Linked DNA regions of Homo sapiens: region 1 is linked to region 2. The links are chromatin contacts, found by Hi-C or POLR2A ChIA-PET in ENCODE. All regions are on one chromosome and are shown on one strand. Each heading gives the region's core, a stretch centred on a gene start or an enhancer-like site at or near the end of the contact. The rest is flanking DNA. Distances are from core to core; before and after follow the strand shown.

The links. A loop is a pair of places that touch in the nucleus more often than their neighbours do. ChIA-PET counts read pairs that join two places held with the same protein, here RNA polymerase II (POLR2A). Pooled maps may share reads with other maps.
Region 1: a pooled map of psoas muscle shows a loop between it and region 2 (5-fold over the local background). The contact joins the enhancer-like site here to the promoter of DNAJB5 in region 2. A Hi-C loop is called at or near these places in 2 of 50 pooled maps. POLR2A ChIA-PET finds 5 or more read pairs at or near these places in 2 of 52 experiments (HEK293 and activated naive CD8-positive, alpha-beta T cell).

The regions. Positions count from the first base shown.
Region 1 is chr9:36,381,786-36,384,581 of GRCh38, reverse strand. All of the region lies in intron 2 of RNF38 (ring finger protein 38), which reads left to right. Among named protein-coding and RNA genes, the nearest start is that of RNF38, 17 kb to the left of the region's middle. Within about 2 kb of position 1,406, at least 3 of the 41 ENCODE cell types and tissues checked have a DNase peak (open chromatin) inside an H3K27ac peak, as active enhancers do.
Region 2 is chr9:34,988,458-34,991,157 of GRCh38, reverse strand. DNAJB5 (DnaJ heat shock protein family (Hsp40) member B5) reads right to left here and starts at 1,413. Exons shown (of 5, transcript NM_001349723.3): 1 at 1,327-1,413; 2 at 346-659. The coding sequence starts at 527. DNAJB5-DT (DNAJB5 divergent transcript) reads left to right here and starts at 1,779. Exons shown (of 2, transcript NR_109756.1): 1 at 1,779-1,999. RefSeq lists enhancers at 1-298, 299-1,228, 1,783-1,992 and silencers at 1,510-1,658, 1,173-1,672.

The DNA.
Region 1 (2,796 bases), core at 157-2,656, 1.4 Mb before region 2:
GGATATTTTTCAGCCCTTCATCCTGCATCCTTGAAACCTCCTTCGCCTGGCTTCCATCACACTCCACCCTCCTGCTAATCAAGTACCCAGCATTAAATGTTGGTGTTTCTTAGGTTTCCGTATTGGGCCTTGTTTTCATTACATAAACTTTTGAGGGGCAATTTTGTCTATGTCTGCAGCTTCATGAATGATGATCTGTATATCAACACTCCTAAATTTATATTCCTACCCTCTGAGCTTCAGCTGTTTACAGAACACCTCCAGGCGGGGTATCTCTCAAAGGATCTCTTGATTTCAGGTTGTTTTAGTATCTTTCCTATTTTCACTGGTTTCATGTTTATACTTTAGATTTTTTGTTTTAGTCTCTTATCTATAATTATAGCTTAAAATTATTATAGTTACAGATACATGAGTAGAATCTAGTATTCTGGTAGAAATATAGTGATACTTACAATTGTAGCATCAAGCTAAATTAGTTTTTGTGAACCAGTGATGTTTTGTGTAATTAGGAACTGTGAAAAATATAGTATATAACATCACTAGTCTGTTACTCAAATACTAGCCATGCAGGCCTCCTTAGACTTAGGAAACCACTTTATTTATAGTTCCTGTGTTTTGGTGGACTAGCAGTTATAGCCAATGATAGGAAAATACCGTATTTTACTATTCATCATGGTGTGATTGCAATACGTTATACTACTAGAGTGCCTTTCTGAGCAGCCACTGCATATCAAACTGTTATTTTCTTTGGGCTTCGGTTTAAAAAAAAAAAAACTTGGCACGTATCAAAGAGCAAAATTTTTTTGTTTCTGCATGTTTATGGTAACTTTTGAAAACAACATGGTAACTTTTGAAAACAACATTCAGAGCCTCTTCTATATCTGCAAGTAAAATAACATTTCAGGAGAATATATTAGTTGTCTGGTTGAGAGACAGAATTTCATTGCAAAATTGTGATCTGAGGAGTATAAGAATTATACATCAAATGAAAGTCCTATGTGAAATGAGACTGTGTACATTATGTAGTTCAAGGGCAGCATGTTCACTGAACTGCCTTAAAAAGTTTCAGTTTCACTAATAGAAACACATTTAGGCCGGCCGTGGTGGCTCATGCTTATAATCCCAGCACTTTGGGAGGCTGAAGTGGGCGGATCATGAGGTCAAGAAATAAAGACTGTCTTGGCCAACATGGTGAAATACATCTCTACTAAAAATACAAAAATTGGCTGGTGCGCGCCTGTAGTCCCAGCTACTTGGTAGACTGAGGCAGGAGAATCGCCTAAACCCAGGAGGCGGAGGTTGCAGTGAGCTGAGATCGCGCCACTGCACTCCAGCCTGGCAGCAGAGCGAGACTCTGTCTCAGCAACCAAAAAACCACATTTTACGTATTATCTGGACATAGTTTAAAAATGAAAACCTCAGCTTGTGGAGAATAAAATGAGGTAATGTTAGAAGTCATTTTGTAAACTATTGTGTGATCCAAATATAAAATTCTTAATTTTCTGCTTTCCCCAGCTTATATCCATCTTCTGCAAAACAAAAAAGGATCTTGTCTTATTTTTTAGTAACAAGTTGCTTATATAGAGTGTTGATTTCTAAGTGTTTTCACATTTATTTAAAATGAATAAAATTTAGTGAGAGTTTGCTCTTCCTGGGCCCTTTGCATTTAACTGTTTTTCCTTAATTGTGGAATAAGAAACTTCATTTTTGTTAAAGGTAATTAAGGCAAGTAGAGAAAGTCTGGGAGTTTAAAGGAGAATTGAAGATTCTTAACTCATGCTGTGCTTATTTGTAAATCTAAGGTGAAGAGTAGTCCTGACTGATTAGAAAGAGGACCAGGTTCTTGAGAAATTCCATTTCCCCACACAAGTTGCCTCTTTGCTGCTTTGGGAAGGAAGTCCTTAGGGCTCACTAGTGGTTGCCATTAGAGGCATGTTGTAGTCACTGAGTAGAACTTGAAACCTGTTTCTGTTTTGGGAAAAGTTTGTCTGGCTCAGCATCTCCTATTATCTCTAAGACTTGCTGATATATATATAAACCCAAGATATATATTACATATAAAATTGTTTTTCTTTAGCCTTTAATGACTTCTGACTTGTTCATCTGGAATTATGGAATGCATTCTTATGCCTGCCTCAGGTTCATTTCACTTCTGTTGATGTTTTGGTAATAAAAATGGTTTGGTGTTAATAGAGGTGTACTCCTAGACTCATTTTTATCAGATTTAATGCTAAGCATAAAACCTGCCTTTCCTTCCTTCCTCCCATTATGACCTCTTTGACCTCCCTTGATCCCTAAATCTGTAGCAGTGTTCTATACTGTAATGTCTGTACAACGTTCTATATTATTAAATAATAGAGACAGTACTTGTACCAGATTTGAATCAACATCTTATGAATTTTAAATTGTCAACACTTGGTACTTTGAAAAGTTGGTCCACTGGCCTAGAATCAACAAGGAGAGGAGGGAAAGAACTTCTCTGCCTGATAATTCAAAATCTAAATTATCCAAGCATCATCACCTGGGATAATAGTAGAGATGACAGTTCATGGACCTCTGGTCCAGACTTTCTGAATTAGAGACGGGGGAGTGAGGCCAGCAAGCAATCTGGTGTTTCTGAAGCATGAAGGTTTGAGAACTACTGGCATAGGTATTAATGGAAAGACCCAACTCTGTGAAAACATTTTAAAGAGGTTTATTCTGAGACAATATGAGTGACCATGGTCTGGGAAACAGTCTCAGGAGGTCCCAAGGAAATGTACCCACTACAGTCGAATTACAGTTTTAGGGAGGCAG
Region 2 (2,700 bases), core at 164-2,663:
GGGAGATGGCTGATACAGAAAATGAGGTACTGATGGAGGGGGATGAGTGACAGATGGAAATGGCTGAGGTGGAAAATGGGTTAATGATGGGTTGAAAGGGAGGAATGTGGAGAGTTGAAATAATGGAGGAAATGTCTGTGGAAAATGGATACCTGAAGGGTTTGAGAAAAGGAATGATAAGGGGTGCAATTCATTCAAATATGTGGGTGAGGCCGGAGGGGGGTTCCTGTATGTCACAGAGGGGATGAGGATGAGTTGGAGGAAGCAGGAAGGCAATGGAGGGGATGGCCGCGTGGAGGGTTTGACTGGGTATGGGTGTGAGTGCCCTTCTCCGGAGGGACTTACCGAAACTTTACAAACCCATTCAGCGTCCACGCTCGAAGTTTTAAGGGCTCCAGCTGAATTTTAAACATCAAGCTGGCTAAGAAGTCTTCTCCCCAGGAGTGTGGGAAGCTCCGGAAAGCTCCTCGGGCCTGCAGTGGGGGTGCTGCTGGGGGTGGGCAGGAGAGCACTGTGCGCTTAAACATGCCCAGCCAAGCCCCTCACCTCTGATCGCTCCACCGGAGCCGGCCTGAAGTGCTGCAGCTCTGGAAGCCACCTCCTTGGACTCTCAGAGGCGCGTGCCCAGCAAGGCCTGTCTGGCGCAGCAGGTGCCGGACCTGATCCCCAAATGTGGAGAGTGAAGGGAGAAGACCCGCGGCCACCTGCTCTCAGGTGCAGCAGTGTCTGGCTGGCTGTGAGCGGCTGTATGGCAGCGTGTCAGTGAGGCTGGGAGTGCAAGCGTGTGTTTGTGAGTGGCAGCGTGTATACCTGTGACAGGTGTGATTGTGAGGGCCCGAGAGGCAGTGAGCTCCTGTCGCCTCTCACTGGGGAGGACCCGACCCCAATCCCCAAGAACCTACTCAATGAAGTCACTGACGGGAGTCTCCTCCCTCGCAGATGGGCGGGGCAGAGCGGAGCTCGGCCGGGACAAAAGGCGCGGCGAGGAGAGGAGGGGAGGGGGCTCGGGCGGGGGAGGGTGGTCGGTGATGTCACCCGCGCTGGCTGGCTGGTCTGCTCACAGATGCCTCCGCCCCACAGAACCCAATCTGGTCCGGTCCGACTCGACCCTCCCCTCCCCTCCCCTCCCCGACTCAGACGCTGGCTGCCCCCTGTGACAGCCAAGCCCTGGTCTAGGACTCCGAGCACCCTGCAGACCCCGGGGCCCCGCATCCCCAAGGCAGCAGAGCCTACGGGCCCTCAGTGTCCCAACCCCCCAACACCAGGAGCCCTGGCTTCACGACGCCCCGCTCCCGGGACCCCCGAGTCCTGGCTTGGCGCCCTCACCGGTGAGGAGCTGCGGGCGCCGCCGTGGTCCGTGAGACAGCCGCTGCCCCCTCCCCCGGCTCCGGCTCCGCCGCCTCCACCCGGGACAGGAGTCGCCTGCCCGCCGGCCGCCGATAGCGGGACCGGGAGCCCGCCCCCACGGCTCCGCCTCCGCGCCGCCCATTGAACCGTCTTCCTGTCACTCAGCTCAGCCTCCACTGTGATTGGGCAGTTTTCAACAAGCGGCTTGGTGATAGCCGCCCATCCTCCGCCCCTGTCACCCGGCCACACGCGCACACATTCCAGGCAGTGATTGGTGTGGATCTGATTGGCGCCCTCTGGGATCACTCAACCACGCCTCTTTGCCATCTTGTCGTGCCATTGGTGAAAAAGACAGAGGGCGGCAACCTCGCTCGCCCTTTGATTTTATTGGTTCGTGCCTGAGACTCAGACCCGAGCCCGGGGGCAAACTATATTAGTCCAATCTCCGGGTTGAGAAGGTGGGACGTACTGGCCACTGCTCGAATCCCAGGAGAACCTTCTGGAACCCTTGCGACGTCAAAGGCAGCCTTAAAGGAAAACTGTACCCACCAGTTGGCCGTGCGGCCGTGCATTCTTTCCTTTCTTCATTGGGGGGCAAGAGGGAGAGAACAGTGCACTCTGGGAGGTGTAGTCCCTGGACCGGGGCCAAAAGGTCAGCACTTCTTACTCGCCTTTCAGCCAACGGTGTAACCACCTCAAGCTGACCTCATTTAGCTTTACCTTATCCTGACCCCGCGGTGGCCTGATGTGACCTAACGGAATCTCTAACAGACCCCACGGATGCCGGGTTTCAGAGCCCCCCGGACCTCTCCCCCGAGGGAAACGGATGGCTCTGCCCAGGCCGGTGCCTCCAGGAATCTCCCCCGCCCACCCTCTGTACAGCCCCTCATCCTCGCGCCCCTCTTCAGCGACCCCGCGGTCTCCATTTCAGTCCCTCTTCTAATCAGTCTCTCATCCTGCTTCCCCCTGGAGTGCCTGTGTTTTAGCCCTTTCCTTCTTGGCCCTAGATGATCTCCTGTCTTCCTTCCCGCAGTGATCCCTTTTGTCTTATTCTTGGTTCTTTCTTTACACCCCGATCTCCTATCCTAGCTCTCCCCTTTCATCTTTCATCTCACTCCCCAAGATCCCCTTCCTTAACACCCTCAGAATCTCTAGTCTCCCCCACCCCCCATTAAGTCATTAGATCTCAGCCCCAGTGTCCCCGATGCAGGGAGCAGGCGGGGCTGCGGAGGCGGTCGCCAGCGGAAGCCGCCACTCCAGCAGACACGGTGCCTGGCGCCCACGTCACTGTCTCCCAGGCCCATCTGTGCTCGAGGGAGCGGGGGTGGGGAGGGAGTAATTTGGGGGTGAAGT